Regions from separate parts of the Mus musculus genome. Here all the other regions are linked to region 1. Evidence: chromatin loops called from intact Hi-C (ENCODE). Cell type or tissue: heart. All regions are shown on one strand.

The links. Hi-C counts contacts between places; a loop is a spot of excess contacts. Peaks named below come from ENCODE experiments on the same cell type or tissue, not always from the same donor. Only the 100,000 strongest peaks of a DNase experiment are listed, where the experiment ranks them.
Region 2: it touches region 1 in a loop (6-fold over the local background); 2 of 42 quality-filtered maps call a loop at or near these places.
Region 3: it touches region 1 in a loop (2.0-fold over the local background); 2 of 42 quality-filtered maps call a loop at or near these places.

Annotation. Positions count from the first base shown.
Region 1 is chr7:98,775,155-98,783,154 of GRCm38, forward strand. No RefSeq gene overlaps it. Among named protein-coding and RNA genes, the nearest start is that of Gm33720, 16 kb to the left of the region's middle. In heart, a CTCF peak has its summit at 4,001 (motif pointing left); a DNase peak (open chromatin) is centred at 3,997; H3K27ac peaks cover 986 bases.
Region 2 is chr7:98,653,278-98,661,277 of GRCm38, forward strand. It overlaps Emsy (EMSY, BRCA2-interacting transcriptional repressor), which reads right to left and starts at 3,292. Exons shown (of 20, transcript NM_172280.2): 1 at 3,197-3,292; 2 at 1,467-1,575. The coding sequence starts at 1,536. In heart, a CTCF peak has its summit at 3,062 (motif pointing right); DNase peaks (open chromatin) are centred at 2,574, 2,794 and 3,494; H3K4me3 peaks cover 3,167 bases; H3K27ac peaks cover 2,486 bases.
Region 3 is chr7:98,641,613-98,649,612 of GRCm38, forward strand. It overlaps Emsy (EMSY, BRCA2-interacting transcriptional repressor), which reads right to left. Exons shown (of 20, transcript NM_172280.2): 3 at 6,193-6,292; 4 at 4,837-4,911; 5 at 3,555-3,596; 6 at 1-56. Among named protein-coding and RNA genes, the nearest start is that of Emsy, 11 kb to the right of the region's middle. In heart, no CTCF peak of the experiment used is centred here; no DNase peak of the experiment used is centred here; H3K27ac peaks cover 743 bases.

The DNA.
Region 1 (8,000 bases):
CTGCCCCCTGTTTCACCTCTTGAGCGTGTATATACGAACACCTGCCAAGTGTCTTTGGTGACGATACATTCAAATATTTGCCACCTGTGGTTCAGCCCAACCGCAGGCCACTCAAGATAGGAACAGAAGGGAGAGTGGTGGGAGCCAGCAAGGAGAGGCCACAGAGGAGGGCCCTATCATCTTAGTGTTATATCCCTAGAAGCATGGGGCCAGAAGCATGGAGGGGTGTGCCAGGGAGTGAGGCCAGTCCTAGGCACGTTGGAACAACTAGAGATTGTCTGAGGTGGGCAAAGTTAGATGAGCTGAAGGGCTCCTGGTGAAGTCTGACTGAAAGCTGCAAAGTGCTGGTTATATTTGAGATGAACATTCCAAACCTTTCACTGTGGATCATTTAGAGCATACACAGACCGCACAGAAAAGCATGGAGATTCCCCCTTTATATACTACCCCAGTGTCACTGTCCGAGAAAAAGGTTACCACTTCCATTGCCAGTATGAAGCCATCATCACGTATAGCAACAGTTTTGACCCCAGCATCAGTTTATTTCTCTGGCACCCTGGTGCTCATGGAAAGCAAGACTGAAGGTGGTCTCTGGGGGCCCCTGGCCACATCAGGACCTATTCTGCCTGGGCGAGCATTACAGTTGTCCCTGAGTCACCAAGAAGCAGAGGAATTCCAACTTCTGAGCTCCAACTCTGGTGAGGAAGCCTGCCTGTGTATGTCTCCCTGTGAGGGAGGATAGTGAGCCCCACTTTACACATGGTAAAATGGAACCATAGAGACGGCATTCAGTGGCAAAAGTGGGTTGGGAAAGTGTGTCTGATTCTAAGCCCCACCTCAGTGTTTACCAATACACATCAAAGGGGGGGGATGCTGCTTGTTTTGATTGTCAAAGAGGTTTTAGGAAGCTAGGTACCTAATCATTGTCCTCTGACAGCCTGAAGGGTCTGCACAGGGCATAGTGTAGCACTCCACAGGGACTTGGAGCCTTCGAACACTGAACACTTATAATGGAAGACTGAGGCCGGGCTGGCCAGGGCTGTCAGGAGCAGTGTCAGGCAGGTGTCCTTCTCTAAGCACTAAGCTCTATGGGAAGACAACTAGTCGATGTCCCAGCCTGACCCTAACGTGCTAGAGATGTTCACACTGGAGAATCTCACCCACTCTCTGCAGTGATCATTCTGTCCACGTCTGTAACATGGGCTTGCGTCCATGGCCGAGTTTGCGTAGCTGAGATTTGAACCCAGGAAGGTGACTCCAAAGTTACCATGCTTGTCTCCACTCTTGATTGCTCTCTGATGTGCAAATGGCCTGAGGAAGGCTCTCCTTGATGTGGAGTCTCTCAGTCTTCTCCAGCCACAAAGGAGGTTTAGACAGACTATGTGCCCCTGACTCAAGAATTCTTCCTTGGGGAGATGTCAACTATGTCTGCTTCCTCCTTGTAAGGCCCCAACAACCAGATGAACAACCAAACGATTCTACTAAAGCTCACCAGAGGGAACCAAAGTGTCTATTAGGCTTACTTGTAACGCATCAGTGACCCCAAAGCAGCCACCCTGGAAAATCCACACCCAGCATGGATGATGGGTTCTCCAAGGCTACATAGATGTTGCACTCCCTATCAGACACCCCAGCCTGTGTAGTCTTGCTACTCTCAAGACCTTGAGGCCATGTGCAATTAGGGCAGAAGGGCATATAAGTGGCTGATAGGAGAGGCTGGATTGTCAGGCAAAGACCCAGTGACTCTCTACTCCCTCTCTGAGGGAATGTCAACAGGCACCAAGTTGGCTCTTCGTGGCAGATTGCAAGCTGGCACAGCTGATTGAGGAAGATGGCAGCTGTTTTGCTCAGAGAACCACATTTTACAACACTCCCATTTCAGCAGGGCTGGGAAGCAGGAGAGTCCAGCCTGCTGCCATCTCTCTGGCTCTGCTGAGATCCCCTTACATCCAGGGCATGGGCCTTAGCTCGGCCCCACCTGGCCCAGGTGGGCCTCCTAGTCCTGTTCACAGGGCCAACAGGCTGTAGTGTCTGCAGACCATGACCCCGCCCAGCAGAAGACATCTCAGTCACTCCTGCCAACATCCCAGTGCCTCGGTGCGCTTGACAGGTGGGCTGCCTGCCTCCTTGAGCCTTCCCCCGCCCCTGTGCCCCAGTATGAGCTAGAAAAGGGCTGGACAGTGTGGTGAAGGAGGCCTCAGATGGAGCTGGCTCTCATGCTCAGTGGACCTTCAGTGTTGCTGTGTGCCCTGGGCAAGTTACTAGGGCTTTCTGATAGTCCCTGGCTTCACCTGACCTTCAGCAGGTTCAGGAGCCAAGCTGTGCAGATAGGCTTTACCCAACTAGGTGCTGGGCAATGGGAGGGGCTTCTGCTAGACTTTGCTCTCTCCCATGACCCAATCCTCCCTCCCACCCTTTCCCACTGATCCTTGCCGTCACGTCACATTGACAAGGAATGCTTTTGGGTTTTTCAAGGACCATTGCCCCCACTCGAAAGCTGGCTCTGTACACATCCCACACAGGGAGCTCAGACAGCCCCAGGCAGGTGGCCCCTGAGGACCTGTCTGCCCAGCCTATAAAGTAGAAGCAAAGAGGCCAGGCAGGGAACTGCAGGGGAGAGAGGCTGGGGGGGGGGGGGAGAGTTGCTGCAGGGGATGCAGGGAGGGTAGAGAAGGCACAGAGGTTGGGTTTGATTTGCCCTACATCCCGGAGTGTGGGAATGCTTATAGATCTTCAGGTTGTATACCACACAGGGGCCAGCTGGGAGGCCCATGAATGTCCTACATCTAGATCCCCTTAGCCTCCCTCTGGGGCCTCCTAGACCTCTCAGCCACTCACTCCTTTGGGCCTAGGTGCTGCAAATTGGAATAGTGTATGGGTCAGAGTCGCTGAAATGCTGATGTACAACAACAGTCTTGTGTGGAGAGGTGCAGCCGGGGACTTTGCAGCCAGATAGTTAAAGGCTGAGCTTAGCCACTCTCCACTGTGTGGTATTGAGAGAGTCCATTGACTTCTCTGAGCCTCTGATTCCCAGCATTTAAACAGATTAAGGTATAAAACTGGCAGAGAAAAGCCCGCCAGTCTTAAACGCACAGCTCAAGCCCCTTGTCCATATATATACAGCCACACACATCTCTCTAAAAGTTCCCTTGTAGGGTTTCAGTTTCTTCCTGAGGCCTGTCACACAGTGGGTCCTGGGTCCTGCACATAGTGAGCCTGATGCATGAGGGCTGTTAGTTCTCACTCAAGTTTGCTTGGCAAGCTGCACCTCATTCTAGCTTCTCCACAAGCCTGGATTTTACTCCCAGAAAGCTAAGGCGAAATCAGGCAGTAGTCCTGGCTTGACTCTGTGGCCCAAGACAAGCCAACTCCCTTCTTTGGACCAATGAAGAGATTAGACTAGATGTTTTCCTGGGGCAGCCTAGGCTCTGTGTTTAAATGTTGTGGTCTGGGACCCTTGGTTGTTCCCACTCAGCCAGCGATGTGGCCTGGGCCTCTGAGTGGGTTGCATACATTGGGAAAGAGGGAGGGAGCTGCTTTTGCTTGTCAGCGAGCTGGGATAGTCCCTGGGGTGCACACTCAGAGCCCTACTCCACCCCAAACTGCACAAGCATTTTTAGAGATCCCTTTACCTCCCCGATGGCCCCTGACCCATTTCACATCTGTCAGGAAGGAATTGGGGGCCCCCGGCCTTTCCTCCCCTGTAACACTCCGGGGACACCCTCAGATCAGATGAGAGTGGAGGTGACAACAGAGAGAAGAATAAATCTTGAGACAAAGTCTTGCATTGCTCCACCAGTGTAGACTGATGCAGCTGAGAGCCATACTACCTTGAGCCAGCTAGAAATCGGAGGCGAGTAGCAGTCAAGGTCTGGATAGGAAGAGCTCATCCCCCAGGACAGCCCAGCACAGCCAGGGCCCCACATTCCAGCCACTGTCCTCTGGGCTGTCCCACCAGGAAGCCTTCAGCCTTGTTGGCGTGTGGGCACGAGTGCCCCCTGCTGGGCAAGTATATGCCCTGAGGATAAAACACTGTCTGAAGACAGGCAGGTGAAGGTTGGCATCTTGGCCTCCTCTTTCTCTAGTTGGTTGACTTTGGGCAAATTGGCAGCCACTGGCATCTTTGTATATGTGTTTGTGGGTGTGGAGGTCGCAGGTTAACATGGAATGCCTTCCCTTATCTTTCTTTCTGTTTTTTGAGACAAGGATTTTCATTGAACATTGGAGCTCACTGACTAGGTTAGGGGACCTGGCCAGTGAGTTCCAAAACTTGAGCTATCTCTGTCTGCCCTGAGGTTACAGATCTGGATCACAGTGCTTTGGTATTATATGGATGCTGGGACTTGTGTGGCAGGCCTTTACCAGCTCAGTCGTTCCCACACTTTAGAAAGAGAGAACTATCGCAAGCCGTCATCCAACTTCCACACATGCATTGTGACATGTGCATCTGTGTGCACACATATGCATGTGCACATACGAATACTTAACACAGATAAATTTAAAAAAATAAATGTAGTGAGAATTTTGGTTTCTTTGAAAACACAGAAGTATTATGGGAATATGTTTTCGTTTTAACCTCATGTGTGGTATGTGGGGCTACTTCAGACGGTCCGCAGCAGCTGACTATAATTTGCCCTGTGCTCTAGTGGTACATGATTTTGCCAGCTGCAGATAGTTTCTGCAATTGTGTGGTGTTTGGAAGTCTGGGGACTTTTGAGAGGATATTGAAATGCTAAGGCCCGGAGAGGGTGGGTCATTGGGTGGTGGTAGTGATGGGTCATTGGTTGGTTGCTGTGGGCGGCAATTTGCTAAGTAGTTGTGCTCAAAGAAGAAAAAGAAGAACTTAGATATCCCGACAGCAAAGATCAAACTTGGCCCAAGGAACTTGATGCCCCTAATCAACAGAAAGTAGTCTAACAATAATGCTGCTCCCAGCCGGGCACGGTGGCGCATGCCTTTAATCCCAGCACTTGGGAGGCAGAGGCAGGTGGATTTCTGAGTTCGAGGCCAGCCTGGTCTACAAAGTGAGTTCCAGGACAGCCAGGGCTATACAGAGAAACCCTGTCTCGAAAAAGAAAAAAAAATGCCGCTCCTTTCCTCCCCACCCCCTATCCTTTTCTCTCTCCTAGGTAGTGTTAGGGGATTGAAGGGCTAGAAAAAGGATGGAGAAGGGCAGCAGAAATAAGAAGCCACAAAGTTGCCAAAGTCTGACTACAGATAGACCTCTAAGAGGTAGAGCCTGTAAGAGGTCTCTTATTAGTTACTATGTCAAAACAATTGACTAAAGTGATTTATCTTGGCTTATAGTTTGAAGGTATAGTCGGTCCTAGTGGAGAAGGCATAGCAGCAGAAGTATGAAACACATTGTGCCTGCAATCAGGAACTGAGCCATGAGTGATTGTTCTTAGCCTGCTTTATCCTTTTTACCCAGTGTTGTGTTTTATAAAAAGATAGAGAGATAAGGAATGTGCTTGGTGGATGTGCAGTCAGGTGTAGGGAAAGGGGGTGGCTCTGCGGGGGCCATGCTGAGGCATCCCTTCCCCCGAGGGACCAGCCGCATGAATAGAGTTTATTCAGGGCATGGGGAGGGGAGTTGAGGGAGAAGAGACAGAGAAAGGCAGAGAGAGAGAGAGAGAGAGAGAGAGAGTAAGTAGAGAGTAGAGGCCAGCCACGAACACATGGAGAAGGGGGGAGGGAAATGGGGAGGGGGAAGCAGGAGCTGGGGGACAGAGCAGGAGCAAGAGGGAGAGGAGGGGGCAAGCAGCCCCTTCTATAGAGAGTCAGACACACCTGGCTGTTGCCAGGCAACTGTGGGACAGAGCCTAGACTAAATGCCAACACCTAGTCCAGCTCTCTAGCCCACAGGATGGAGATACCCCTATTCAGGGTGGGTTTTCCATCCTCAGTTAAGCCTTTCTGGAAACACATAACAGATGTGTATTTTCACAATGACGTTGTATTCAGTCAAGCTGACTGACGATTAGCCACCACAAGGTTATTACTGCCTTTCCTTTCTCTGGCCTTGTGTCTGGCCACGCGATCTCGCCTTTTCACAAGTGTCCCACCGCGTGGCATCTTCCGCCACTAAGGAGGTGATGCATCCAGAGAGCTGTTTGGATGTCTGCCCTTTAAAACCGAGAGCTAAAGAACTCTCTTCTCCTGCTTAGCTACTCAGCCACGGGTATTTCATTGAAAATGGAGAGTTAGCCGGGCGTGGTGGCGCACGCCTTTAATCCTAACACTTGGGAGGCAGAGGCAGGCGGATTTCTGAGGTCGAGGCCAGCCTGGTCTACAGAGTGAGTTCCAGGACAGCCAGGGCTACACAGAGAAACCCTGTCTCGAAAAACCTAAAAAAAAAAAAAAAAAAAAAAAAAGAAAGAAAGAAAGAAAGAAAGAAAATAGAGAGTTACTGAAGCTTTGCCCCGTCAGTGATCTGAATTCCTCTTTTATTCTAATGTAGTCACAGTCTAGGGATTAGCATGTGGACATCCTTGGAGTAAGAGGTCTGTCACTCCATCCAAATAATTCCTTCCTTGACCAGGACTGGGAGACTCTGATCTCTGTTCATCAGAAGAGCTGGTTAACGTTATGTGCCGGTGTTGTCTTCCTTTCCTGGTTCCTTCAAGTTTGAATGGTTACAGTGACTCAATTCTCTTTCTGTCAGTGTGGAATCATAGCTCATTGTAGACAGAAACTAAAGACTACAAATAAAGACTACAACTAACTTTGAAGGAAGAGAATATAAAGAATTCAGATATTCATAAATAGGTAATCACCAGTCTTTGCTTGATTCAGTTTGGGGGAGGAGAAGAGATGGGAAGGCATTATTCTGTGTATAAATAAAAGTATGTGTGATTGACGGTTAGCTGAGAGAAGGGTTACACCTGATCTTGCTCTGCTCATTCACACACACTGGTTCATTTATTTCCGGTAGAGTGTTCTCTAAACCCCAGTGCACGGCCAGCAGTGAGTCCTGAGCCTGGCAGTCATTGCCATAACTTCCTGTCCATAGGGACTTGTTCAGGAAAGAACATGTGACCCATCAGAAACTGTGGGATTGAATATTTGAATATCCATGAAGACTATTGAGAAAGGATCTTTCCGTCATATAACCATGGCAACCTTGAATTCTTGATCTTCCTGTCTCCATCTCCCAAGTGCTGGGATTACAGATGTGCACTGCCACACCCAGACATGTAAGCAAATTTTTTGTCAGTCTATGGCAATTTGATCACTGACCACAAATAATGTTCTGAAAGAGTCTGAAATCTGTAGAGACCTTTTATAGTCCCCGTCCCCCTCACTCCCCGCACTTAATCATCACCCAAAGTGTAGGAGATAAGGAATCTTAGCACTGGCTTATAGGTAAGAAGCACCGAGCCTGGGGAGAGGAGAGGAGATTGGTTCTTGGTCACATGCTCACTGTGCTCTGGCCAGAACATGTGTTTTCTTTCCCTTCTTGAGTGGCCTTTTGGGAACATATCCTTATCTTCAGAACAGGCTCTGAGAAGAAATGGGATGTGGGCATGAATTTTTCTACTGGAAGAAGGCAGAGGGGCATCTTAGCAGAAGGAACAATGTGAGCAAAAGCCAAGAGGTAGGAATGGAGGTTTGGCCTACTCAACGATGCCATGTGTGAACACATTTATAGTTGGACAGGCACTATGTGCCATGTTGAATAATTTGTACTTAAAAAAAAAAAGAACCCCCTGGCTGCCAAGAACAGATGACATAGAGGTGTCTGGAGAGGACTATGCTAAGCCCGAATGTAACCATGAGTGAGCACTCGAGGTCTTGAACTCAGAGAAGATAAAATTTTTGAATGAGGCTGTAGGGTCTGTCTGTCCTGAGTATTCCTGTCACTCTGAAGAGTGGTGTGCATGATGCTGGCATCCTGGGATGATGCTCTCTGTCTGTCTCAGACCCAGAGAAGAGGTGTGTTACTATCTCATCTTGAAATTAGACATTTGCATAGATGGGCTAAGATCCGGGGCTTACAC
Region 2 (8,000 bases), 120 kb before region 1:
AACAGCAGGTTACATTAGTGCATGTGTATAGCCAAACACCTTCAAAGTAGTGATAAAAGTTTACATGCAAGCTTAAAAGACTGTCTCCCTGAAAGTGCACTCTTCAGATAGCTAAAACAAGGTTACGTAGTTGGAAATCCTGAATGGGATATTCGCAGCCGATACACAAAAGCTACAATTTTATCTGATCTACATAAAAGAATTTTGCAAAGATTTCCTCTGAAGGAAAGCATTAGTGGCCTACAAATACGCCTGAAAGTAACTGCTTTAAACACTGTATTATCAGATGTAGACCACAATGAGAGGCTTTTTATTTAATTAATATTCATTACCAAGACACTGATGATCCCTTCCAAATTATCTGTCACTTCTTTCATTTAGTACAGTGCCTCAGGCCACAGTAATAAATAAACCAGGGCCCTTATAATCTAAAACAGCATATTCATGAATATTCATTTGAAACCAAAGATTCAAATGATGAGAGTAAATCTTTTTCCCAATATACCCAAGAATGGCATGTGGCTAACGCCACTCTACACACATGGGGATGACATTAGTTCCTTGCACAAACATATGCTTTAGCATTAGGGCTTGCTTTTCTCCCTAAATACTTGTTGAAAAGAGCTGCTATAGGGGGGTAAAAAAGAAGCATTAGTCAAATTTAAATATAATGGGTATCTTATCAATTACAGTAAGAAATAACTGGGAAACTAGGCAGCTTGACTTAACTTAAAATCCAGAAAAGGCATGTTTCTCACATACTCAGTTAGTAGTATCCCAATATAAGCAAAACACAAAAAAAAATTACGTAGAGCAGCAGCTTTCAACCTGTGACCACTCAACCTGTGAGCACAACTCCTTTAGAGGTCAAATGACCTTTTACAGCGGCTACCTAAGACACAGATATTTACATTAAAATTCATAACAGTAGCAAAACTACAGTTATGAAGTAGCAACAAAAGAATTTTATGGTTGGGGGTGACCACAATGTCAGGAACTGTATTAAAGGGTCACAGCATTAGGAAGGTTGAGAAGCACAATGCTAGAAGTCAAATACTGACTGTATGACTTAATGGGAGTACTGCCTCATGTCTAAACTTCCTATGTAAAAAGGGGACCAAAACCAAACCAAACCAAAGCAATCCACCTTTGGGGCTTGAGTGTTATGTGAGATGTATAAGGAGAAGGCTTCCCATTTGTCATGGCTCCTTGTGTCATAACTCCTCCATCTCGTGTACAAATCATTCTAGGTCCTGAGGACTATGCCACCAACAGCCATGACCAAGCAGAAAAAGAAAAGGTCACAGAGAAATATAAAATATCAAAAATAAAACGGGCAGGCACGGCCAAGCACACCTGTGGTCCCATCACACGGGAAGCTGAGGAAGGAGACCGACATGATTCTGAAGACAGCCTGGGCTATGGAGTGAGAACCCGGCTTAGAACAAAAACAACAAAAAGCATACCCAATTTTCGAAGAATCCGTTTGCATTCATCCCTGCTGAGATCCAAAAGGGTTGGCCACACAACAGGCATTGCTGCTTCTGTCTGGTAGCCCCAAAGAGCTTGTCCTCCCTATCAGAGGAAAAACAAATCACATTACCAATGTATACGCAAGGATATAGAAAGCCTTCGACTGGCTACAAACTAAGATTGAAAAGATAACTCATACCATTTTCATCTCCACACTCCAGCTCCTGACAAAGGAAAAAAAACACCATTTGAGAGCACAATGACCCAGCTCATACTAACAGGGGAAAGAACAGGTTTTAAAGTCAAACACTTCTTGGTTCCAGTTCCAGCTTTACAACATAATTAGTTGTTTCATCCTTGTGAATTGGCCTCTCTGAACCCAATTTGTATGCCTTTATTTTAAAAAAAAAAAAAAAAAAAGTAATCCCAAGTTTGTTTCAAGTATTATTTAGAAAACAGGGCAAGCCAAGTTCTGTCATAGTGGCTGGCATATGACTTGCCAAACAGACTCTACCACCTGTGCAACCTTGGACAAGTGATTTGACCTCTGCCAGTTTCCTTAATAATAAGTTAGGAGATAAAATAAGCAAACGGTGGAGCATGTCATTTGGATAAATGAAACTCAATAACTCTTTTCTCAAGTTTTGGCAGTAAAAAAAGAGTCATTTCGACCAGTTACCAAAAGTTTAAAAGCCTAGAATTTCGCACTGTGAATTCCTTGGTCAAACAAAACTACACTACAGGTTGAGAACTCAGTAGATCTTCCTTAACATCTGTTAAACTGATAAATGGATGGTCAGCAGCAGAGTAGAATGAATGAATGAGCCAGCCTAAGAGTCAAACACTAAACCGATATGACTCTTCAACTGCGTTCCAGGCTCTGGGTTGCTAACTCCAACTCTTGGCCTCAAGTGGAGCCCCCTTCCCCCTACTTCCCATAGTCCTCTGAGCTCAGAACCAACTCTGAGCGAGCCAAACTGGATGGCGCGCCCCAGCTGGCAGGATGACATAAAGAAAGGGGGTGGAGAGGAGGAAGGGGCAGAGCCAAAGGAATCCGCTCGCTCCCCAAGCCAGTCCCCGCCTCCCGGTAGAATCTCGGAGGCGGCCGGCGACCGCCCGAATCGGGTACCACGTCACGGCATCCCAAAGCATCCCCTCCAGGGAAACGCACGGCGGGGCCGCACAGCAAAGGAAAGCCGGGCAGCAGAAGCCGGAGCGTGCTCCCGGCACCGGGGTCGCACCGACTCCGTCCCCCGCTCAAGTGTCAGCAGGCAGCCCGCCCCGCCCCCTCTCTAAACACGCACTCGCTCACAGCACCACAACAAGAGCAGCCCGCCCGGCTCCTCGCCCGCGCGGCTCCGAGCGGGTTCCAATGTCAAGCCCGCGCCCCCGCGGCCAGCAGCCAGTCTTGGGAACCCTGGCCAGCGTCCGCGCCTCGCGCACTCCTCAGCGGAGACGACAACGGAGAAAAAGCGGGGGCACGGACAGACAGTCAGACAACCCGGAGTCGCCTCGGGGCTCCTAGACCTCGACCTCCGGCGTCCCATCACCAGGCATGCCGGAGTCGCCCTCAGTCCACTTGAGGGAGCCCCGCGATCCCGTTAGGAAACAACGGAGGATGGGGCTGACCGACCCAAGCCGGGCTCCCCGTGCCTGGCCAAGCGCTCCCCTACCCTGGATAGCCTGCCAGCTTTTCCCAGGACCCTGCCTGAGAGACACCCACCTGCCCGGCCTTTCGGGGCTCATCTAAAAGGCTCCTCCGCCAAGACTAGGGGACACCAGGAATTAGGTTTGTTTGCGGTGCCTCAGAAGGGGCAAGATGGCGACAGATACCAGAGCGCAGGCGCAGGCGCGCGCGGCTCGCCGGGAGGTGTAGTTCGCCTTTCCCGCCTTTTGAGAAACGAGCACTCAAAAGCCTCCATTCTTCCTGTCCCTTTTCCTCTGCCTTTTGAAAGGAAAGGGCGGACAACGCGGGTCCTAGTGGGAGTTGTAGTCCGAGTCCAACCTCGCTCCTCTTTCTCTTGCTGCTTGCTGGTCACATGCGCAAGGAAGTCTGGGAGTGTAGTTCCTTTCGGCTTCTACATTACCCTCCAGTCTCCAGCTTCGCGCGCCTATCCTCCGGTCTTTCCCAGCCAATCAGCTGCTCTTTCGGCTGTACGTGTGGCGTCACACGTAGCGGTCAAGATGGCGTCTGTAATTGGAGCTGAGCTTCGACCTTTTCACTCTAGCGAGGGTTGGGATGAAAAGAACACAGCTTGGTCCCTGATGCCCAGTTGAGGATTAAGATCTGGTTCCGTAGACGCTTGGGAGTAGTCATCAGCGTCTTCCAGCCACCCAAACGACAACTCAAGAAAGGTTATCCACTACGGAGAGAGAAGACCTCACAGTGGCCCGTACACCTTTCTCGGTGTTAGGAGTTGCAAGTGGAGGAAAGGAATCCGAGCGGTCTCAGCTTGGAGTTACGCCATGTACGAAGTAGGAGAGGTAGTGATATCTCGTGCAAAATCTGACAAAGGGAAGAAGGGACTTACTTGAGGCACTACGACATGGTAGGTTCACCATCAGCCTTTGTTCTTAACCACACAATGTTGTGGAGGCCTTGTGCCCCTATTTTACAGATCGATAGGGACCCAATATATTGTTTCTCTGATCCAAGAACTCAAAGTTAATTTCTAGTATTATAAATCCCATCGAATTTTGTTGTGTCCTCCCTCTAAATAAAGAACTCTGGTAGCATCGGATGCAATGAAAGTGCAAATCTTGAGGAATTGTTAGTGTGCATCCTTCTGTTAGCAGATTCCCGTGAAAACTAGGGTAACCACTGGGAGGACATCTAGCTCAATGGCAGATTGCTTGTCAAGTATGTGCAAGACCTGGAGACCTGAATCGGATTCCTAGCACTAAGGGATGTTAGGATGGACACACGAGAAAAACTACCCTGTGGGAATATTAAGATACACAACGTGAATGAAAGTTCTTTTCCTAGTTCATTATGAATTACATTTATAATCTCAGCACTGTAGAAGTGGAAGAAGATGAGGAATGCAGGGTCAGACTGGACTGCAAGAGACACCGAGACCAAAACAAGAAAAAAGAAGAAGTTTTTAAGTAAATTGTGAACCACTGCATATGAGTCTACTCCTGCTCCTGAATGGAGCTGTAGGTTAGTCAGAAATAAAAAGGACCATTTCCTATACAGCTCTCCTGGCCTTCTTATTGCACCCTATTTTGAGGTCAGTTTCTTAAGAATACCTTGCAAGGTAGTAAATTAAGTCTTCTCGAGACAGGAATCAAAGGTGTACACCACCACCACCTCACTGGTAAATTAAGTTTTAATAGGAGGTTTTGTAATTTAACAGACATTCTATGATTTGACTCTTGCAGCATCTCCGTGAGACAGGCGTAATTAAGCTTCACCACTCTATAAATGGGAAAGCACAGTTGTTCAGGAACTGGTGAACTGAGAGGGTTCACATAGTAGAGCCCTGTCTCTAAAGAGCTGGAGAAATGGCTCAGTGCTTAAGAGCACTGGCCTCTCTTCCAGAGAAGCTGGGTTCTATTCCCAGCACCCATATGGCTCACAACCATTAATTCAGTTACAGGAGTACCTTAGGCACTGGACACATGTAGTATACAGATATCCACGCAGGCAAAATACCCAGACACCGAAAGTAAATCTTTTAAGACAACAAAAACTTTTACAGTAAGTCAAAAATAAGTGACAGATTATTAGAGTTGACCCTCCATCTCTTACATAATAGGTCCTTGGTACGGGTTAAAAAGCATCCCTAAGGTCCCACATAAGTAGATTGATAAAACAAGAATTTAAGTTTTGGCAGCCTGGGGTTGACGAGAAGGTTCAACAAGTGTTGTGTGTCTGTCTTGCAAGCCTGATGACCTGAATTCAATCCTCCAGTGATAGTGGGAGAACTGGCTTCACAGAAGTTTCCTCTGATCTCCAACGTACACACACACACACACACACACAATGAGAAAACTCTACCTGTTATATATAGGCAGCTTGGTCCTAGAGTCTACCTTCAGCCAGTAGTACCTCTCAAGATTTAATGTTAGCAGGAACACATGAAGGTAGGTCCTGGTAAAATGCAAGTTTTGAATTTCGTAGTTTGGGGATAGGGCCAGATCCTGTTTCTAAGAAGCTCCCAAGTCTCAATGCTGCTGACACTACATACCACTTTACACCTTCCCTTTCTCTTAGCCGTTTTCTTTTTAAAGAATTTATTTATTTATTATATGTAAGTGGACCTTTGGAAGAGCAGTCAGCGCTCTTAACCACTGAGCCATCTTGCCAGCCCTCTCCTAGCCATTTTCATTACTTGGTTTTTGTTTGTTGTTGTTTGGAGTCAAGGTCTTACCATGTATCCTAGGCAAGCCTCAAACTTGAGACCCTCCTGAGGATTACAGGTATGAACCAAAATCCCTACTGTCCTCTCTTAAGCATCAGACTCAAAACTACAGCTCTCCCTTACATCGCATAAAACTTACCTAGCCCTACCAGTCCCATGTCTATTTCCACACTTTTTTTTTAAACAAGTAATTTATACTTTTTTTTTTCCTTTCCCCCCTTCCCTTCTCCCTCTTGCTCCAGCCCTGCTTGCTCCAACCCATAGGCTGTTTTATGTTTGTTTGTTTGTTTGTTTGTTTGTTTTAATTTGTTTCTCATTACGAATGGTTATGAGCCACCATGTGGTTGCTGGGATTTGAACTCATGACCTCCAGAAGAGCAGTCAGTGCTCTTAATCACTGAGTTATCTCACCAGCCCCTATTCCCACATTTACCCTGTTAAATAGAAAAAGAAAAAAAAAAGTTATGGTCATTTGTAATTCCCTGGCTAGAAAAGAAGCTCTCTATGAAGAGGGACCAACCAGATATATTCATTTTGTGTGTGTGTGTGTGTCTGATGCACAAAATAATAGCTATATGCATACAGATTTTTCTATTCTAGTTGCTTTTCATAGATTAGCTTCCTTAATCAATACAATAACCTGATAGTAACTATATTACTCATGGTTCTCTAGAGGAACAGAACTGATAGAATGAATAAATTAAGTATATATATTTATATAGATGGGATTCATTAAAATGGCTTACAGGCTGAAGTCCAGCTACTCCAACAATGGCTATATTCTAACAGAAGGTCTAGGAATCCAGTCATTGTTCAGCTGGATTGTGGATATCTCAGCTGGTCTTCAGTATATACTCTAAAATCCCAAGGAAGAAGGCTGTAATGCCAGTGAAGGAATAGACTGGCTAGAAGAGCAAGCTTTCTTCTCCCTGTCCTTTATATAAGCTGCTAGCAGAAGGTATGGCCCAGGTTAGAGGTAGCTCTTCCCACCTCAAATGATCCAGATTAAAAGTGGGTCTTCCAAGTTCCAGAGATGTGGTTAAGAAAAAAATCCTTCACAGGTGTACCAAGCCTCTTGGGTTTTAGTTAATTCCAGATGTAGTGAAGTTGACAACTAAAAAAAGCCATCAAGTAGCCATTTTGTGGCTGAAAAAAAAACCAAGGTACAAGTTAAATACCATGCATAAGATAAGAGATTAGTAAAGTAGCAAAGCTATGATTTCAGAATTAACTCCCAAGGGGGAAGTAAGACCTGCTAGACCTTAGTGGTCACAATTGCCTAGTCTGGGAGAATGCTTAGGGATAGATAGAATACCTGCCTTAACTATTCCTTGCTTAACTAAGCAGCTAAGTAAGCATTAAACCTGACTTCCGCAAGATCAGAGGCCTGCCGTGGGAATAAAGATGTAACTCAGCAGTATAGAGCACTTGCTACTCTTGTAGAGGACCACAGTTTGCTTCCCAGTACCCATGTGATGGCTCACAGCTATCTAGAACCCCAGATCTGGGGGATCTGGTACCCTTTTCTGAACTTAGGCACCAGACACACATGTGATTCACATACATGCATGCAGACAAAACACACAAACACAAAATAATCAAAAATGGGAAGAGATTTTCTTTTTAATTATGTGTATGTGACTCTGTGTTTGTTTACATGAGTGCAGTGTCAGTGGAGGCCAAAAGAGGGCATTTAACCCCTTAAAGCTGGAGAATTCAGTTAACTGAATTCTGGTCCTCTGCAAGACTTAAGTGGTGAGCCATCTCTCCAACCACAACATGGCTCACTTCGACATTTAAGGAGAAAAGAGTCTAAAGAAGTAACAGCAGGACTGGCCTTCTGGTTACTGTACTTTCCACTGTGCCATCCTGCCCTTAGACACTTACCTTAAAGTATGCCAGTCTAATGCAGCCAAGGGATATACTGAAAACTGGACTATTGAGACCAAAATCAGCAAACTATGGAATAATTGGAATAATACTGAAAAGAAAGAAAACAAGGTAATTAAGTGATAATTATAATTAACATTTCTGTAATCAAATAGTATCCAACAGCTTCAAGCAATCTAGAGTGGCCTCAGAAAGGACAGTGAGACATCTGGCCACTGCTTCATCAACTACATCCATTCACCCTCCGTATCTTCTGTTTCCTAAATAGCT
Region 3 (8,000 bases), 130 kb before region 1:
GTACCAATCTACGTCCTTCGATGGACCACTCTGAAGAACTATTAGGTCCAGACATACTAAATAAAAGAAAAAATGCTGCTACAAGGGTTCACAGTTGCTAAAAAGTGAGTCAGACACACGCAGCCTTTTCTTGTTAAATGACCAGAAGGGCCCTGATTCTGGAGAAGCTCCTTTCTAAGCAAGCAGGTCACACTTAGGAACATTTAAATTCGAGGAATGCCACGCACTGACGTTCCTACACACCATATTCTATAATCTGAATCCTACAATGAAGACACTTCTTTTCTATGCTTTAAAAATAAAAACTGATACTGACCTATGAAATTGGGTTTCATGAATGAAAATAAATATTTCTACTAACTTTTAAATTTTATTTTTTAATTATTTCAAGAAACTAAAAGCATTGAGTGTTAAGAATCAGATTTTCCTTTATAATTAAGGATGAAGTTCAATGAATCTTTGGAAAATTCCCTAACTGCCCGCATGGCCAGAGATTCTAAAGGCTTTAAAACATGGAAAACTGAGGCAGTAAACGAGAGGAGTTAGTAGGGTGGAAGATGGCTGTATACAACAGCAGGCATCACTGATAATATTCACTGTATTTTTATATTATTACCCTTCCTGGGGTTTTGGGGGTGGTGGTTGTAGTTGTGGTTGTTGTTGTTGTTGTTGTTTTAAGAGCAGATCTGAGGATCCTAAAAGAAATCTACCATTATTTTACTTTATTTGTCTGGTATACCCTGGACTCTAAAAGGCACTTGTGGCAACTGAACCCTCTCTAAGACATTATTAAATAGTCTCTCTTCCTTAAAACTTCTTCAGAACGTTTTGTTTGAGAAATTAAACCAGAGGTTAAAATACCAAAAGATAGCTGCCATATCTCTCTCTCGGCTTCATGAAACATCCTCATGTTTAGTGTCAAGGTTTAAAATTAATCTAAAAACAACTGGTTTTCTTCACTAAACTAGAAATAGAAGTTTTGTGAAACCACAGATTCTATAGCCCAGCCTAGAGCTTTAGACTTTATACCCAGTGACTCTTCAGATTCAGACCCCAAATCCTTTGTCAGTGGGCAGTGAAGTGCTTCCATGATGATGGTGGTGATGTTGACAGTGATGGTGTTGTTAAAATCAACTGAAGGCATGTTACATGTCAGGCACTGCTCTACATCTCTTACTGTCTTAACTCAGTTCTCTCAACAATCCTATGAAGTTGATAGCATCAGCATCTCCACTCTCTAGAATGAGAAACCGAATCACACAGAAGTTAAGTAGCTTGCCTTGGGCCACACAACTAATAAATGTTTCCTTCAACAAGTATGTATCATGCTTCTGTAATTATTTGTCATATCATAAACATAAAGAATAAAAGTTTCCGGGTAGGTTTTATGGGCAGGTTTACTTTACACCAATTGAGAATTATTGCCTAATTACTGCCAATTTTTGCTGAAGAGAATAAATTACAACTTAAAAAGGATTTAAAACAGGCATGATAGCACAGGCCTTTAGCCTTTAATCCCAACACCCCTTGGCAAAAGTAAGCAATCTTGTAAATCTTGGTGAGTTCAAGGTCAGCCTGGTTTACATAGTTAATTCCAGGCCAGCCAAGGATATATAGTGAAATCCTGTTTCAAAACACTGAAACAAAACATTGTCTCAAAAAAGAAAGATATGAAAGAAAAAGGATTCAAGTTCAAGAATCCAGTTGTGTTACCATAAAAATATACACAAACTCTTTCGTAACTTAAAGCAAATCCTACGGAAGAGAAGGAAAGGTGGACATCCTGAGGCATCAGGAGCCTCACGGATATGTCACATAAGCTCCATCTTAATACTAGTGCAGAAACAAAGAATAGTACAGACAAGATAAAGACAGAAAAGCATCATTACTAACTGCTAAATGAAAACTTTCCAAAAGCTAGCATTTCTTGTTACACTCCTATTCTGATACCATTTTATTAGACTATCACTGATAAACCTGTTTGGTATGAGTTTACCACACAAATAAAGTGACTTCTACACTTACCTGGTGTACTATTTAAATGGTGGCAGTTATTATAAATTTAAAAATATGAAGCACATGGACATGTGCTACGGAAAAGATGAAGCTTGCAGTGCAAAAAGACACAACTGCAACTTTTAGGAAGAATTATGTCTTCCAAATGTCCACTCATGCAAGCATGCTCAAATATTAAGTGAATGAGAAATGAAGTATCATGTTAGAATTAGGTCAAAAGTTCCTATTTGCTTTAGTAATAAAACTGTAAATATCTGTTAGCTGAACAAGTCATCTAAGTAAATTTAGAAATTAAGTATTGCACCTGAGGGTTTCACAGGTCCCCTCAGTATGCACACTTGCCTAACTCTCTAATCATCCAAAGAACACAAGGAAGGTGCAGACCCTGCTCTGCTCCCTGCTCTGAGAAAGCCACATACTAATAAGCTACAATGGGGAGCAGTTAAGAAAATCTGTATCCTCACACAGCAGCACAGCATTCTGGGAATATCTGACAGTAGGCAGAAGTGCCAAGATCTGATATTCCAGACTATCATTTTAGTCTAATTGTAGAGACACTGAGGACTGGGCTAAGCAAAACATTTGAAGCATTAATATTGTCATAACTAAGAACTCAAGATACAGTAACCAAGGACAAGCACTTCCCAGCCAGGCCTTGGAGTAGGGCCTTCAGCATGGTTCTCTTGGGGCCAGGTCCCTTACTCCTTTTGTTCCCCTTCTTTCCTGCTCAATCCTCTCAGCTTTCCCACCACCTTTCAAGTACATTCTTTCCGAGTCACACAGCAATTTCAAGGGAGGGAGGGAGGAAGGGAGGGAGGGAGGGGGAGGGGATGCAGTCAGCTCAGATGCATTCCTCTAGCTGTTTTTACTGACTAAAACCCTCATAGGCCATCTTCAGGTCTAGGCCCCACTGCTATATCTGAGGACAAGGAAGTGTCACCAAGCCTCATTCCCTAACTCTTAGCTCAACAAATAAATACAACAGCCAGCTAAACTAAAACCACAGTAAGAAATAAATATTAAAATCGGAGTAGAAAAAGACCTAAGCTTTTTTTAAAAATTATATACTGAAGTAAATTCTTTTCAAAAAAGGCAATTCATATATTAAAGAAATCAGAAAGAAAGGGAAGGGCAGAGAAAACAGGTGAATAGAAGCCAACTCTCAATTATCCATGCTAATGGAGAGAGGAAGGAAAGGGAGAGGTCACATAGATTAAAGAAATCCACATATTATCCAAAAATTATTTTAGCAAATACTAGTAAATTCTTGAACCCATTTTTTTTTCAGGCCAACTAACAAGTAGTGAAATGAGTTATAAAACTTTCACCTCCTCTCCCTTCCCACCCTCTGACTAGAGATATTCCCAAGCAGCGAAATGGCTAAAGGTCGGGCAGTATTAGGAAGGTGAGAGGGGAAGAGAAGAAGCAAGGGGCATGGTTAATTCATAAATGGAGTATGTGCCCCTGAATAATTGAGAGCGTCAATTTGGAAATAAATACAAGAAAAAGCCTGAAATAATAATAACCTATTTGCATACCTGTAACTTGGTCTTTCACCCAAATATAAGGATAAATTCATTCTTAAAAGGGGAAAAAAGGAAAAGGAGACTAAATAAATGTTATCCTTTTAGAATGACACTGACGCATCAACTTACAACTCATTGCCCCATAATACCACTTGAATGCATCTAAGGTATTCATTGTCTATTATCTAGCGCACAGTTTCCTATGACCAGTCCCCAAGTTAGAATCCAGACCCAGTTTAAAGTATTCCGATTCAAAAGTCTGAAGCAAATTCAAAAAGGGACACATTAAATTTGAATGTTTCAACTATGTTAGCCTGACAGTGAAATACTTGCCGTCTCTACAGAGAACTTCTAAGTTTCTACCATACAAGTCTATAAAGAATCTGAAACTTACAGAACAAAGAGCAAAACATTCAAACTACACTGTTAAAGAGGTGAGTACCCCATTCTATGTGTTAAGCAAAATGAGGGACAGTGAAGTACAAGAAGCCAACAGACCGTGTAATCAATTCAAATTCTGCCAAATGCCTTATGTCATCACATTATGGTAATGCGCTGAGTTCTCTTTCCTTTAGTTTTATGTCAATTAAAACATAAAAGTTAAAACAAATGGAGGATACTTTAACGTTTTATGAAATATTTCTATTATCACTGAAAGTACTCCTTCCCGGTCTTCTCTGTTCTTCAGGAGGCACTACCTCTCTATAACTAATGCCTGATTCTGCTCTCAGTCCTCTACCACCCTGGACCCAATCTCTCAGCTATGATGATCTGAAAACAATCTCTAAGAAGTCTTTATCATTTTACTGTGTTTGCTTTTTAAAGTACATTAAGTTATATTTATATTTCTTAAAAAGAACATACATTTTATAATTTTTTCTAAGACTTGAAATATCTATCTGAAATAATTAGAGCCATATGAAAATTATAATGCCTATTTATAAAGCAATACCTATATCAAATACCATTACAAGAAACCTGTAAGCACCTTTCAATTTTAGGAAGTACACTTCTTTGTTACTGAGCTGTGCTCCCTGTGCTCTTGGATCATACAGAGATTACCTTCTAATAGGATCTGACCTAAGTTCTTTAAGCTTCCCTAACAAAATGCAAAACAAAAACAAAAAGTAATCAATGGAATAAACAGTAATTGCTATGGATGGGCAGGCCTCTGAGTAAAGAGTTATTATTAAGATAAAAGGCTCAGGGACCTGCCACACAAAAGGAAGACTGTCTCAAAACTACTTTATACTACATCATTTAAAAAATCAGGGGTGGTAGACTAATGGCTTACTTATGTGCAATTGTTGTTAACCGTTCATCGTTTACTGCTCTCCGAACTTCAGCACGGTGGCGCTCTGTTGAGATGCTATGAAAAAAAATAGCCATTATAGAACTCTGCCAAGCAGGCAGCTCTTCTCTACACTTTTATTAATGTTTAAGTCAACATCTTTTGGGGGCTGAGGATTACTTTGCCTAATGTGTATCTTCAAATGTTTCAAAGTCATAGGAAAGATTTCATATTGGTTCTGTGTAACTGAGGATTATGTATCTGTAAATCCCAGAAAGACAAACTCAACCCGATATGCAGATTTTCCCATCTGTGAAAGAGCAGGCAAGACTTCCCGTTAGCGAGCATAGAAACAGGTGCAAGGTCCTCCTTATCTCAGGACTGCTGGCAGGAGGACTGAGCACTTAGAAGAAAGTCTTCTAAGGTCTTTTCCAAGGCTGAAGAATCTAATAATTCTATGTTCAATGACTACAATAAAAGCAGTAAGAGTGGCCAGATACTGTTTCTTGTGAGTACATGCAATGAAACGTGTCTCAACTTTAGCTACGTGCTTTCTACACTATGTTACCAATGGTAAAATGTACATATATTAAACACTGATAAATGAAACAATTTTTAAAGACATCCATTATATTCATAAATACCCAATAAAGTAAATACCACTCTTCTTATATTCTTTAGTATTTAACACTAAATTTATACCATGGATCACAACACTTAAGAACTAAAAGCAGAATTTACGAGGAACATAAATAACAAAAAAATAAGACTGAGAATCTTAATTACACTCCTATATTAATGTTAAGTAATAAGAGCCTCTCGCATCTCTTAACTTCTAAAAATAAAACAAAATTACTTTAAATGTAGAAAGCAAAAGAGTTAAGCAGAACATTTTCTGAGAAATCACAAGATATAAAAATGGATGGAGACGAAGCACCAAGGAAACCCTTTCACTAAAGTTGTCAGGTGACGTCAAGCTCCACCCAAGCTGAGATAAAGGAGTCAGCAGGGTTAAGGTGGCGGCTATATCTATCACTACTCCCCACTTACACGTTGAGGTATCTTGCTCATATCTCCTTCTTCCGATGATGCCACTTTACATCCTGATACTCAGCTGCACCAGCTCTTCTTTCTTTCGCCTATGTCAAAGGACCTCCCACCTGGTAACTCTCTGCCTGAAACCCTTTGATTGGCTTATACCACAGACTAAGTTTTCCCATTTTCTATAGCAGCAATCACACAACTAGAATAGGGCCTCTAAGTACCCAACAAACTGTTCTTCAATTTGAGAGTGAAAAGATGTAAACCCTACAAATTGAGATTTCAAGTCACATCACCAAAACTTTCATGACAAATTACCTAAGGACTTTTGAGAGCTCTCCAAGAAGATCTTTCTTTTCCTTGGTGAGGTCCCCTTGTGCCCGAAGTGCACTGATAACTCCAGCATATGCCTCCAGTTCTAGAAAAAGAAAATTATTTTATCAAGATAGGCCTTTAATTTTGAATAATGTGGCTATGCACTATTAAGATTTAGAGCAAGAAATCCCAAATCAACCAAATGCAAAATTTAGAATTCCTTTAAAAAATGTTATCAACTAAAAAGACTTAAATGTTAAGTTCATCATTTATATTGCTCTGTTATAAAATGTTATAAAATGTCTCATGGAGGCCGAGGGTATAAAATGCTTAGGAAAGAAAACATATTACTGAAGAATATTTAATCTAGCCAGACATGTTAGATCTTTACAGCTACAAAAACTACCATCCAAGCAAATAAAACACAAAAACTGCCATCCAAATAACTAATTAGTCCAGTGGTGTGTGCCAGCACTCACAAGGCTGAGGCAGAAAGATGGAGAGTTCGAAGACAGCCTGAGATATATAGTAAGAAACTGACTCAAAGAAATACAGGTAGGAGAGGTGATAGCACCTTAGTTTGATCCCTAAAATCTACTTAATAAACTCAAAGAGAAAGCTGGGAGGAGGTGGCAGATTCATTAATCCCAGCACTCAGGAGGCAGAAGTAGTCTCAGATCTCTTGAGTTCAAGGTGAGCCTGGTCTACAGAGTGAGTTCTGGGACAGCCAGGGCTATACAGTGAAACCGTGTCTTGAAAAACCAAAAGAGAAAAAGGAAAAAGAAAAGGAAAAAAAAAAAAAAAGCAGATATGGTAGTATATAGTTATATACAGTTATCACCCCGGTGTTAAAGGAAGCAGCGACAGGAGGACCCCTTAGGCTTGCCAGCCACTAAGCCAGCCCAGTCTACTAAAGTGAACAAGCTCCAGATGACAGACCTTACCCAAATAAAGACTAATCTAAAACACATAATTTTTTTTTTAGGTAGGTGATGCCTGAGGAACATTATTTGAGGTTGTTCTGTTTTATGCATGCATGTGAAGGAATATACAAATACACACACATGCACACGCATGCATAAAGATATAAACAGAAACTAGTAAATGTGGGCTAACTAATGAGACAATACATCTGCAGACTTCAAACTATACAATATGTAAACAGTAATCTCACTTGATTCATAGCGTCCACAATTCTGTCAAAAGGAGGCATAAAGGGATAAAGAGATGGCTCAACAGTTAAGAGTACTTGCTGCTCTTTCAAAGGACCTAGGTTCAAATACCAATACATACATAGTGGTTCCCTGAAAACCAACACTCTCTTCTGGCTTCCCTGATCTCCATGCACACGCGGTGCACAAACACACACGCGGGCAAAGCATCCATACATATAAAATAAAAATAAGGAAATCTTGTTTTTTTTTTTTAAGGAAGCCTTATATAGAAGAAATGGCTGAGTAAATGAAGCAGAAATGTCTAATTCCACTGAAATAGCCTGAGTGTGAACATCCTGTGTGTCGAGTGTGTTCTGAACAATATGCAGACACCACATGGAGTGTCAAAAGACAATGCTCCGATTCTCCAAAGGCAAAAACTCAGTTCCAAGAAAAACATTTCAGCTATGATCAGAGCCAGCCAAGATTACAAAAATGGTACTAGGAATAACCATCTTAGAATTCACTATATTAAATGTCTATGCCCCTATAAAATATTCTATTCAACAAATCAGTGTTGAGTCCTAATACACATATACTGAAAAGTGATAAGTTCTGCCCTCAAGTATTTAATTGCAAATGTCTTCAGGCAATTAT